3 separate regions of the Homo sapiens genome follow, and regions 2 and 3 are each linked to region 1. Evidence: chromatin contacts called from ENCODE Hi-C data. All regions are on one chromosome and are shown on one strand. Each heading gives the region's core, a stretch centred on a gene start or an enhancer-like site at or near the end of the contact. The rest is flanking DNA. Distances are from core to core; before and after follow the strand shown. Region 1 holds the start of ANXA1 (annexin A1). Region 2 holds the start of SMC5 (structural maintenance of chromosomes 5). Region 3 holds the start of PCSK5 (proprotein convertase subtilisin/kexin type 5).

The links. Hi-C counts contacts between places; a loop is a spot of excess contacts on that map. Pooled maps may share reads with other maps.
Region 2: a pooled map shows a loop between it and region 1 (6-fold over the local background). The contact joins the promoter of SMC5 here to the promoter of ANXA1 in region 1. A Hi-C loop is called at or near these places in 1 of 168 maps with a recorded cell type or tissue (naive thymus-derived CD4-positive, alpha-beta T cell) and 11 of 50 pooled maps.
Region 3: a loop to region 1 is called in a pooled map, with 5 times the contacts of the local background. The contact joins the promoter of PCSK5 here to the promoter of ANXA1 in region 1. A Hi-C loop is called at or near these places in 1 of 168 maps with a recorded cell type or tissue (naive thymus-derived CD4-positive, alpha-beta T cell) and 7 of 50 pooled maps.

Annotation. Positions count from the first base shown.
Region 1 is chr9:73,149,300-73,153,621 of GRCh38, reverse strand. It overlaps ANXA1 (annexin A1), which reads right to left and starts at 1,757. Exons shown (of 13, transcript NM_000700.3): 1 at 1,698-1,757. RefSeq lists a cis regulatory region at 3,799-4,049.
Region 2 is chr9:70,257,101-70,261,422 of GRCh38, reverse strand. SMC5 (structural maintenance of chromosomes 5) reads right to left here and starts at 2,445. Exons shown (of 25, transcript NM_015110.4): 1 at 2,160-2,445. The coding sequence starts at 2,344. SMC5-DT (SMC5 divergent transcript) reads left to right here and starts at 2,549. Exons shown (of 4, transcript NR_039990.1): 1 at 2,549-3,027; 2 at 3,488-3,508. RefSeq lists enhancers at 2,159-2,358, 2,689-2,878 and a silencer at 2,399-2,618.
Region 3 is chr9:75,888,220-75,892,541 of GRCh38, reverse strand. It overlaps PCSK5 (proprotein convertase subtilisin/kexin type 5), which reads right to left and starts at 1,869. Exons shown (of 38, transcript NM_001372043.1): 1 at 1,169-1,869. The coding sequence starts at 1,360.

The sequences.
Region 1 (4,322 bases), core at 508-3,007:
CTGGCGATCTGACCTCAAGAAAAACATTTAGCTTCTCCAGAGGGTCTTCGTTTATAAAATAAGAATGTTGAAGTAATTATCATCTAAGATCCATTTACAGCTCTGAAGTGCCAATCTTAAATATTACTTCAAGTAGATGAAGATGAAGAAAATTAGCATAATGAAGGAAGGCATTATATAAATTGGATTGTTCTGAGCTTCCTGATGAAATTCTGTCCAATTTTAAAGGAAAAGGAAATAGTTGACTTCAAAAAACTGTTTATAGTTTATCATTGAAAAATAATAGGTCTGCTGGTTTACCTCTGATTTGAAATGTCGTAAATTAATAGGTCTAGAGAGAGCTAACGTCATATTCAGAAATCAACCTTTGCAGACCTTCTGGTTGAAAAAGTATTTAATAAGCATGAAACTCTGGCTGGTTCCTTAATAATATTATTATTAACTATTTTGTCAACATCTGTTAAATGTTGGCTATGTGCTGGATGTGGTTGAGCCTGGAGCTAGGGTGTTACTGTCACTTTTGGGGAAGAGGCCATTTCAGAATTATGAAACCAACATTTTACCACATTTGAGTCATTTGCAATGTGCATTCTCTTACAGCTACCAAAATACTCCTGTGGAAAGAGGGCAACATTGCTTTCTCAAAGTTTTTACAATCTTTTAGATATAACCAAGGCAAGAAAAATTCCATCCTTGTTAATTAGCTAGCAGTGAACATAAGAAATCAGAACATTTAATAAATATTTAAAATGAACGAACAGAAAAATTCTTGAAGGAACATGTTTAAGAAAAAAATAGCCAGATACATGATTTGTAATCTCACTTTTACAAATATATCCAACACTAGTAAATACTCTTCTTTAGTTTTGCTTTGTGCTTTTCTAAGGAGTTTTATGGCCATTAGCTCATGCAACAATCAAGTGGAATAGCTGTTGGAGGGCCTCACTGACATTCCCCTAGGATAATGTATCTGACACTACCCAGAAAGTATTTCCCTTCTTTTTAGGTTTTCCAGCCAGCACTTGAAAAGACTGTATATGACACAGAGCCTACAAGAAAAGGAATGTGGCCACACCCTCTTTAAATGAAAAAAGTAATAAGCGGACCTTCTTATTTTAAATAGCATAAGCAAATATAACATATATTTTTAAATGTTTATTACAAAGAGCATGATTAGCACTTTGAGGTCTGAATCTATCTTGTTTTCCTTACAAAAGAAGAAAATAAATTATGAAAGTCCTACTATTTTGAAACAGTTCCCTGCAGCCCACTCCTATCACTTTTGTTCTTGCCCCCAAAAAGCAGCCCCCATCACGATTTCTCTGTAAAACACACAGCTCTTGGGAAGAAATATTTCAAGGGGAAGGAAAGGAAAAACACATTCTTTTAAGGCTACCAGAGGGAAAGCACATTCTTCCCTTCTTTCTCATGGTAACTTACCAAGAGTACAATGAGCCAGTATTAAGCAAACTTATCTTATTTTTACTTGTATTTGTTAACTAAGTAGAACAAAAATATTGTAATTTGTGATTCCTAAAATATAAATATCCAATGTAATTCTACAGAAAGATTTATGAATGACTTATCATGTTAAATGCAACTAACCATAAATCCTGTAGAAGCAGTAACATTTAACATAGTGATGAGAAAAGTTTTCAAAACAACCAAAACTAACTAAAAGGAAAACCAAGACTTACCTTTATCTCTACCTTCTTGCAAAGAACTAAAGAGAAATTCTTCTCTGAAGATTTCACACTGGCAGTGGAGACTTGGGCTTCTGATTTTATAGGATTTTAAAGGAAGCCACACCTAGCAACCAGAAGTTAGTAATTGGCTGCCTTCTGTTTGAAGTACATGGCTCAGCTATGTCCAAAAACAAAGTGAAACAAGTCTTGCAAAACTACTCACTAAACCAATTCAACTGGCATTACAAAGGAAAAGAAATGGAAGGGCTGATTTTTCCTCCCTCTTTATTTTGCACTTTTATTTCCAGATGGGATATTTATTTTGCACTTTTATTTTCAGAGTATACATCTGCCCCAATCCTAATACCAGTGATTGGCACACTTTTGTAGTTAAATAGGTTGTAGACTAAAAAGTATGTTACCTTCAAAACTAAACAAACCAACAAACAAAATATTACATTTGAATTCCACCTCCATCACTTATTATTCTGTGACTTTAGGGACATACTTAATTTTTCTGAACCTGTTTTTACTTTTGTTTTGTTGTCTTTTTCCCCCGCTTTTTGTGGAGAATGGGGTCTCGTTATATTGCCCAGGCAGGTCTCAAACTCCTGGGCTCAGGCTATCCTCCTGCCTCTGTCTCCCTAAGAGTTGGAATCACAGGCGTGAGCCACCATGCCTAGCTGTTTTTACTTTTGTATATAGGAGCATTATCTAAGTTGTCTACCCACTAGAATTCTTGTGACAATGGAGAAATAACATATATTTGTAAATTTTAACATTACACAGTGCCGAATAATTTTCTATTTATATTTTTCTTGCCTTAAAAAATAAACGACTTTTGTTCCTAGATATAGCTTGTTGTTATAAATAAGAAATATAGAAGTAATAAAGTTCCAGATTGGCTCAAAATTTTGAACAAAGGTAATGCCAAAAATTTGATCATTATGACATTCAATAAAAGCATTGACATCAGAAGGCCTATCTACATTAATTCTTTTAAATAGAGTCAGTTACATAGAACTATATATATAAACTGTAATATAGATCAGTTATATATACATTTTGATACACATCTTTGACATTGTAGACTAGTTGAACACCAAAACAAGGAACTAGACCTATAAAATGAAAGGATTAATGGAGCAGCAACTATTACAGAACACATTCCATAAGAAATTTCCCACCCAATGGAGGAAAATTGGTTCTGGTAACTTCCATAGTGGTTCATTTTCATTCTTCTTTAAACCCTACAAAGTATTATATGATGTTTCCATTAAAGTGCACAGGTGTAAAATCTCACAGCATTATGGCTCAATTTATGCTGCATTTAGTGGTTTGTTCTTTTTCCTCTTTTCCTCATAGATATTTCACATAAAAAACATGAAGTTTAGGAAGTTAATGAAAATACTTTCTAAAGATTGGCAGTATTTTATAATACATTCTAAGTGCTCGATGCCAATATCAATGAAGTCAACATATCCTGAAGTAGGATGATCATCTAATCTAAATATTTAAGAAAATGTCAATATATGTTTTTACTATCATATGTGTAAGTTGAAAATTAATTAGTTACCTGCTAACAAGTTAAGTTAATTGATATTATTGCAAATTGATCTTGACAGATGTAGACTAACTTTCTAATACCATATTTATGTCATCAGGTGAGAAGGAATAAGATGATTATACAAAATCTGGTTTTCTTTTTTTCTTTAATTTGCGTTTGTATTCCTAACTCTGGTAATGGAACTATTGGAACATTCCTGCACAGTGATGCTCTTGTGAAATGAAGAAAAAATTCCACTTACTTTTTATAAAATATAACAACCTAGAAAACATGTATAGTCTCATTTTGCTTTGTTGCTGCTATTACCAGTGCCATAAACTGAATGGAATTATTTTATATGTTTGGATTTGTAATACATAGGCAAACCTAAAATAGCAACAATAAATATGATAATTGTAGCAGAATTAAGAAAAAAAAAGTGAAAAGAATGTTTTTCCAAAATTAACTTCCAGCTGTAACACTAAAGGCAAGTGAAACTCCCAAACATAACACAAAAAGAAAGCCACTAATCATGTAGGTATATTGCTGTGAATAATCTGTCAGAATCTTTTTCTCCGCATAATAATAATGTCGAGTAGATTTATGGAAATAAAAGAACAAGTAAAATATGTTATCATTAACAGTGAGGGGATAATCATGGGTTAAATGCTTTCTGTGGGTGAAATGCCACATACTCCAGAGAAATGACTCACCACTCTTGCTGTTTCTAGAAGATGATGATTCATCGGCTCCACTTACTTTACAAACAGAGAAAATAAAGAAAGAGAAGGAAAGAAAAAAGACAGTTAAAATCAATCTCTATATGTTACGTTTTTCACAGCATGTTTATTTTCACTCATTTGGTTTAGAATCTGATAGTGAAGAGGAAACAAAACAAAACAAGGAGAGGAAATATGGAGTCTCTCACATACATCTCATTGTGCATAAGACTCTTGCAAAATATCTGATCTTAGTAAGCTGTCCCCTCATCCTTTACATTTAACTCTATCTAAGCATTACTTGTTATATGGAAGAAAGAGTATATTCTGAATGATCAAGAACAGCATTTCACAGATATTCCAAAATCTCCC
Region 2 (4,322 bases), core at 1,196-3,695, 2.9 Mb after region 1:
GCCTCACAACTATTCTGTAGCTGGATCCTGTCAAATCTCATTCCTTCACACTCTGATCATCTCTTGCCTTCGTATTGTCTTTTTGCTTCCAATCTTGCACCCTTTCTAAATCATCCTCTACAGTGCTTCCAGAATAACACAGAACACACGTCATTCCCTGTTGAAAACACACCGTGGCTGCCTACAGGATGATGTCGGAACTTCTTAGCATAGTAAACATACAGGCCCCTGAATGGTTGCTTACCCTTTGTCCAAATACTCATTCACATCCTATATTCTTGCCTTACTAAAATACTTGACGCTTTCTAAATATACCAAACTATTTCAGACAGTTCCTTCTGTCTTCAATGCTCTTCACTTCTTGCAAGACTTTCCTATCTTCTTAGGCGGGTGCAGTGGCTCATGTCTGTAATCCCAGCACTTTGGGAGGCCGAGGTGAGTTTCTTGAGCCCAGAAGTTCGAAACTAGCCTGGGCAACATGGTGAAACCCCATCTCTACAAAAAAATTTTAAAACATTAGCCAGGTATGGTACGCGCCTATAGTCCGAGCTACTTGAAAGGCTGAGGTAGGAGGATCACTTGAGAAGGGGAGGTCCAGGCTTCACGGAGCCCTGATCATGCCACTGAGCTCCAGCGTGGGCAACAGAGCAAGACCAAAGACTTTCATATCTTCTTTACAAAGCCCTTTCTCATACTCGTAGACAAAACTAACCACTTCATCCTTTGTGAAGGATCCTGATATATGTTGTTATGGTATCTAACTCATTTGATTACATTTATCTTTCCTGATCTGGATTCAAATAGCAATGCAACTATGTAACAGCTGCGTAAAACTGGGCAAAATAACCTACTGAGCTTCTTTCAGCAATGGAAATTATCAAGATAGAGTTGTTATGAAGAAAGAATGAGTGCACTATGTACCTGGCACACAATAGGTGCTTGAAAAAAAAAGGTAGTATTGTTATTACAATTCTGTTATCCTTATGCCACTATGTGCAAGCTTTAAAAAGACTTCCGGCCGGACATGGTGGCTCACGCCTGTAATCCCAGCACTACGGGAGGCCGAGGCGGGCAGATCACCTGAGGTCAAAAGTTCCAGATCAGCCTGGTCAACACGGTGAAACCGCGAGTCTACTAAAATACAAAAAAAAATAGCTGGGCGTGGTGGCGGCTGGCTGTAATCCCAGCTACGCGGGAGGCTGAGGCAGGAGAATTGATTGAAACTGGGAGGCGGAGGTTGCAGTGAGCCGAGATTGCGCCACTACCTTCCAGCCCGGACGACAGTATGACACTCCGTCTCAAAAACAAAAACTAGCCGGGCGTGGTGGCGCGCGCCTGTAGTCCCAGCTACTCGGGAGGCTGACCCAGAAGAATCGCTTGAAACCGAGAGGCGGAAGTTGCAGTGGGCCGAGATCGCGGCACAGCACTCCATCCAGCGTGGGCTACAGGAGCGCAACTCCGTCTCAAAAAAAAAGAGGAAAAAAAAAAAAAAAAAGACCTGGAACAAATGAACTGGAAGGTGCTAGGCAAATACATGATATATTTAAAACTTACTAAATTCTAAAGCGGTAACTAGTTGTCTGAAGGGGAGAGGGAGGAACCAGGGAAGAAAACTGGGTTTAGTGGGGTCAAGGGTTTGTAGGGAGGTCCAACAATTGCCAGTAAGTGTTTAATTTTTTTGTACCTGTAACCTCCATTCCCGAACAACCTTTACCGTCTTATCTACTCCTCTCTGGCAAATGCCTACCCTAAGAATCCGCCACAGCATCACTATCACGCCGAATTAACTGTTGCCTCCTCTTAAGTTCCCGGGGACAATACTTCTGTGAATTCCAGACCAGGGCCGCTATGGATCGCGACTCCCAGCGGGCAGAGACCTACTCCCTCCTACAACCACTACCTGCTACATGACACCTTTGGAAAACCTTGGCTGACTAAATTTAAAAACCACATCACCCAAGGCACACATCTCCTACATCATACACGTCAATCTCCACAGCCTACGTAGGAAAATCCTCAAGGGAACCCCGGCACGAATTCAAGGCCAGACCCACAAGCCAGGTACACACCCACACGCCCACGCCCGCGCGCTGCCGGAGCCCCGGGGCCTGCTGGCCAGCACACCTCCACACCCGCGGCGCGGCCTCCGGGCAACTTACAGGAAGTTCTCCATCGAGATGCGGACGATAGAGCCTTCCACGAAAGGCCCGGACGACTGCAACAGCGGCAGCTGCGGGGCCGAATTCTTCCTCTTGCTCGGGACCTCCGACGAAGGGTCTCTCGGGAGAGCTCTCTTGGAAGGCTGGGGGCTTGGAGTTGACGTCTTCTTGCTCGGAGTCGCCATCCTGGCTTCCTCAGCGTCCCACAGCGACTTCCGTTCCCACCGTCCGGCAGCCCAGGCGCCCAAGCGCCCATCCACCCAGGCGCCCCGCTCCCGCGCGAACTGCCGCGAACTGTTACCGCGCGCTCGCTCCCGCGATCTCGCGCCGCGCCTGCGCAGTTCAGGTCCGGCGACGTCAGCAGGCCCGCCCCGCCCCTCCCGCGCTCCGCCGCGCTGTGCGAGGCCCAGACTGAGGGCGAAACAGCAGGCAGGACTGGGTGGAGACGTTCGGGGACGTGGCAACTGGAGTTTCTTCTCCGTATATTTCGGCATTCAGTTCCTTTTTTTTTTTGTTTTAACTCAGGAAAAAATCTCAATTGCGTTTAGTATTTTGAAAGCCACTTTATTGCTTCCCGAGCCTCAGTCATGTGTGGTGGGAGGCTGCTGTGGGTGGCACCTGGGGCGTCCACGGCCGCCAAGGCGGGAGGACGTCAGGCCCTGCTTGCTCCCACCCCTTCCAGGTGAGAGCTCCCGGGCACGCCCGTCGTTGGCTCTTCGTCCTCTTGGTGTTCTTCCCTGTTGCTTCAAATCAGGTTCCTGTCTCAAAAATCCGAAAAAGAAATCCTCCCAAATGACTCTGTGCCCGACGCTCCGTTAAGGCATCGTGCTAGGCGTTCTCAAACTCGTGAAATGACTACACTGCACAGGTTAACCTCATTGCTACTCTTCCCCTTGCCTCCTAATTCTCTGGTTAAACTTCCGCCCCCGAGGTTTCTAGAAATCCCTGAGCTGGAATGCGCTGCCTTCATTAAGAGGGTGTTCTGCTTCCGTCTGCTCACATTCATCTAGTAAGCCCTCTCGTTAAAGAGGAGGCAGCACACCGAGGCCTGTCTAGAACTTCTTTCATTTAACCAACAGTGAATATCTAATCTACAAGAAACTGGAGCCGTGGCAGTTTAGGAGCCTGCCAAGGTTGCATCCCTGGGAGCTTATTTTCTATTGTGGGAGACAGGAAAAGAACAAGTGAATCAACTGTGAAATTAAATAATTCAAACTTAAAGCTGTTGGAACTTTAAATTATTCTGAGCCTTGCGAAGAATGTGGCGATGGGGCCTGAGTCCCATGGCATACAGCTGCAATGTCTGCCTTGTTTTTTCCTATAATCAGGAAGACCAAACAGAGACAGAGGTAAGACCCCCTCAGATCACTACCCCCTTCATAAATTAATATAGTTATCTTCCTTGGAATGTAGCTATCTATAACTAATCTAATCGCTGTAATTTATGCACTGCTCTTGTATTGAAAATGTACTCCTGCTGAACCTTCTCTGTTTCTGCCTGTGTAAATGAAACCTTAACTTCACTTTGGAACATTGACCCTATTTGTTTGGAGTTGGTGTTTCCAGGTGGCTGTCCTCAAGCTTTGCGTTAGAATAAACTCTATACTTAATGATATTTTCTGAATTTCACTACTTAAGGCTGACACAACAAATGATTAGCATAATGTCAGACTGTGACAGGTGTTAGGAAGAAAACAAAATGAACCTGATGGGTGGGAGGTACGGAAGGCCTCTTAGAGAGGTGGTGGTGTTTAAGATAAACTCTGAAGGACGAGAAGAAACTGTGACGATCTGAGAAAAGAGCACCCCAGGCAAAAGAATTTTGCTGGAACATACCAGTAAGGACAAAAGCTCTGAGGTGGGAAGGCCAGTGTTGCTGCAGAGCAGTGAACAAGGTTGCAGAGCAGAACCTTGTCCATCGTGGAAAAGCCTGAATTTTATTTTTAAAGCAATGGGAAGCCATTGCAAAGTTTTAAGCAGGAGAGGGCCATGTTCTGACTAAAGCTTTTAATTTTTTTATTTGATTTTTTTTATTTGATTTTTTTGAGACAGAGTCTCACCCAGTCGCCCAGGCTGGAGTGCAGTAGTGCCACCTCAGTTCACTGCAAACTCTGCCTCCCTCGTTCAAGCGGTTCTTCTGCCTCAGCCTCCCGAGTAGCTGGG
Region 3 (4,322 bases), core at 620-3,119, 2.7 Mb before region 1:
CCCCGGGCAGTCCCCAAAGCGCGCCTGCTGGAAAGGCGCCATCCATCATCCTCACCTCCCATTCCAGCGGATTCTCGCCTGAGCCCAGCCAGGGCCCGCCCCTCCGGCCAACCCCAAAGATGCTTGCGGTGTGTATGTGGAGGGGGGTACTTTCTGGGACCCACTTTCATAGCCCTCTCTACCCCCATTTCTCGCAGGGGTGTCGGGGGAAGAGAACCAGAAAGCCAAGACCACTGAACCCGGAGTACTTCCAAATCTGTTACGCTTCCAATCATCCTCATAGCATCACCTTAGTTTATGGGCATTTCTCCCTAGCAGGAGAGCTCTGCCAAAAGCCCGAGAGCGGCACCCCACAAAAACCCCGCGCCCCTGCTGCCTGCCCAACTCTCGCCCCACGGCGCAACCTCCCGGCCCGGCACCTTCCGTCCCGGGGTAAGACTCCTCGTTTTCCCGGAGCGGAACCCAGCCAGCCGGTTTCGGAAGTTTCCCACCTCCCCACTACAACTCCCTTCCGGGAGCCCCCACGCGGACCTCGCTTAAGGCGAGAAAGCCTAGAGGTCTCCCCTAAATCTGCACTCACACCGGGGCCGGCCCCCTCTTCCCTCCCCCTCCTTTCTCCTCCCTTCCAGCTCCAGTCCCCGCGCCTCCGGAGTCTCCAGCGCCAGAGGTTCTCTCGCCCAAGAGGAAACTTCTTTCTGGGCTAAATTCAGGTCCGAGCAGGAAAGGCTTTCCCTTCCCCGCAGGCATCAGAGGCGCGCTCACCCCCTATCCCCCAAAAGACCTAATTTCCCCCTCTCCCCACGATCACCCTCTCTGAGACTGCCTCAGATTACTAGTGCTACTCGACTTTTCAGGTCAAAAGGTCCAGCCGTCTCTGAAGCCACCACGGGGGCACTCTGGATTTTTCCCGAGACCCTACCAGTCCCGCGTGGCTTGGAAAAGACAAGTAAACAAAACACGGACCCGGCAACTCTGGGGTGTGTGTGTGTGTGTGTGTGTGTGTGTGTGTGCGTACGCGCGCGCGCGCAGGAGACAGAGCATCGCCCAAGAGTTAGGGCAACAGCTGCTAGAGCACATCTGGAAGAGGGGGAGGGGGTTCCACGCAGAGGGGACAAGAAGCCCCCAGTGGCTTCAGGGCCGAGGGCTGGGCTAGCCTGTAGTTCGTTACCTGTCCTATGTTGATGAATCCGTACTTGCTGGCGATACGGTTGGCCTCCGGGAAGCCCCCGGCGATTTTGACTGCCCAGTGGTTGGTGTAGACGCGCGTCCGACACACGGGGAGCAGGCAGCCCCCGAGCAGCGCCAGCACGCACAGCAGGTCCAAACGTCCCGGGCAGCAGCAGCGGCTCCCCCAGCCCATGGTCCCGGCGCCTCGCTGCTCCCTCGCTCGCTGGCTGGTTCCGCGCACTAAGGGCGCGCACAACTAACTTCTCCGGCCTGCGCCGCCCGGCGAGCAGCCCCGGGCCGCCGCAGCTCGCAGCCCCGGGCGATCGGCAGGAGGCGGCTAGCCCCGGCAGGGAGCAGAGCAGCGAGCCTTACGCCGGCTCCTAGACCATCCCTGGGGCTGCCGGGACCTGTGCTCCCAGCTCTCCGGCCCGTGGGGCGCTCGGCGATGCTCCCCGGCTCGGACGCAGGAGGAGGCTGAGTGGGGCGGGCGTCCTCCGCAGTTGGGTTTCGCCCGGCTTGGCTCCCGGACTCTCCGACTCGGTCTCGCTCCTCCCGGGGCCCCCGAGCGCGGCGGAGATGACCAGCGGGAGCGGTACAGGCAGCGACCGGGCGCCCCCTCTGCTGGCCCGGGCTCCAAACGCTCGCTTGCTCGCTCCCAGCGCTCCCTCCGGCTCCGAGCAGCGCGCGAGGATTCTGAGTGGCAATGGCAGCAGCTCCTGCTCTGCATAAATGACTTCCCCCGCCCCCCTTAACACCCCTCCTTTCCCACATCGCCCTCCTCCTCTCCCTCCTCCGCCCTCTTGAAAGCGGCCGCAGCCAGGCGCTGACGAGGTCCTAGCGCCTCCGGGTTCGCCCAGCTGTAACCTCCAGGGTTCCGGGCAGTAAAGGCAAGTCTTTCCAAAGGACTGAGAAGAGCGCTCCGAGATCGTGGTTTTACTCCCTTCTCTTCCCTCCCTGCTGGATTTGTATGAATTTACCGCCACTTCCCGAAAGACTAAAGAAATTTACACGCCGGTGCGAATTAACCGCCCTGAAGATTCATTCATCCTCGTTCTAAACGTCCTTAAATAACTAGGCATTTAAGGAGGTCACTTACGTGTCAATTGCCGAACAAATAACTCGAGATTTTCACTTCGTTAATTCTTCATGCTTTTCAGCAGCTGTTTATTTTACACTTTCTGCTCCCGGGAGAAGCTACCACACAGGACAGTAAGTCGCATCGACTCCTAGAATTGGCTCGAAAGCCAAGTCTGTTGCCTGCTCACTTTCGAAATCTGCGATACTAGGCAACGCCACGGGAGAGTACAATTCCGGCCTTGGAAGTGAGGAAAGATGTTTCTATGAATATTTGGTGTGCTAGTGGATGGACATGTTGGGCCAAGGAAATAACTCCATTCATTTGTTGGATTGCGTCTGACGAGGGCTTCTTTTTCTCCACCAAGGGAAAAGTTTCCCAACTTTTCCAAGCACAGTCCTGTAACAGTGAAAGACTTTAATATGAAAAAGACCACAGAGGAAGTTCAGATGAGATATGTGGCGGCGTCACCTTCATTACTCTATCATGCACTGTGACTGCAGCAGGCAGGAGGGAGCTCAAATTAACCCTCTTCTCGCTTCTCCTTTACAACCTCCCTGCCTTCCTGGAGCGGGGGTGGGGCACAGGGTGATTTACTGTGACAAGAAAAATTATCCCGTATGAAATAATTCAACTGACTTTAAAAGTATTCACTATATCCCTAACTGTCCTCCTTTCTCTCCTCCTACCATGCCCTATTTCTTTCTTCCTGTTAATTTAAATGTGTTTGAGATTAATTAACTCATCCCACCTATAGCTTTTGGTACTGATTTTTTAAAATCTGAAAGATACCTGCAGACTTAAAATTCCACTAGTACCTTTGAGCATAGCATTTGACATTTTACATATTGTATAAGGTATGCTATATTATTTAATCTTGAAAACAAACCCACAAAATAACATCATCCCCACATTATAGCTGAAGAAATAGAAGATCAGAAGAACTAAAACATGTGCAGAAGTGTATGTATTTTATTCGTTTATTTATTTGACTGATTCAACACATCTGTTTTGAGCACCTAGCATGTGCAATGAATTGTGCTGTACACTGGAGAAAGGGGAAGGGGGAGGCACAAAAAATTAGTGGAATTCAGAATCTCTGAATACTGTAGAGTAAATGTGGTTTATTATTGAAGGTATGTATGTATGTATGTATGTATGTATGTATGTATGTATGTATGTATGTATTTTTGAGACAGAGTCTCGCTCTGTCGCCCAGGCTGGAGTGCAGTGGTGTGATCTTGGCTCACTGCAGCCTTCGCCTCCCGGATTCAAGCGATTCTCCTGCCTCAGCCTCCCCGAGTAGCTGGGATTACAGGCTGGCTAATTTTTGTATTTTTAGTAGAGACAGGGTTGGCTGGTCTCGAACTCCTGATCTCAAATGCTCTGCCTGCCTTGGCCTCGCAAAGTGCTGGGATTACAGGCATGATCCACCATGCCCGTCCTATTATTATTATTATTATTATTATTATTTATTTATTTATTTTTTTGAGACGGAGTGTCGCTCTGTTGCCCAGGCTGGAGTGCAGTGGCGCGATCTCGGCTCACCGCAAGCTCCGCCTCCCGGGTTCACGCCATTCTCCTGCCTCAGCCTCCCGAGCAGCTGGGACTACAGGCGCCCGCCACCAGGCCTGGCTAATTTTTTTGTATTTTCAGTAGAGACGGGGTTTCACTGTGTTAGCCAGGATGGTCTCGATCTCCTGACCTTGTGATCCGCCCGCCTCGGCCTCCCAAAGTTCTAGGATTACAGGCGTGAGCCACCGCTCCCGGCCCTATTATTATTATTTTTAAGAGGAAAACATAAGCACTATGCTTGTGCTTTAGAGTTTTGGTACAGTCTCCCTGCTAGCCAGTCCCTGTAGACACATCTCTTCCTGCTTCCCTAGCCATGGAGTCCGAAAGCTCACAATCTATTACAACACTGTTAACTCTGACAATCTGCATCTATGCATAGGGACATTGGATTACCCCTCTTGAAGATGGTAAATTTCAGATGGGATAAGACTTCAGTCAAGGTCCACATCTCAATACACATATAAGGGACAGTCAATCTCTCTTTTTTTTTTTTTAATTCAGAATT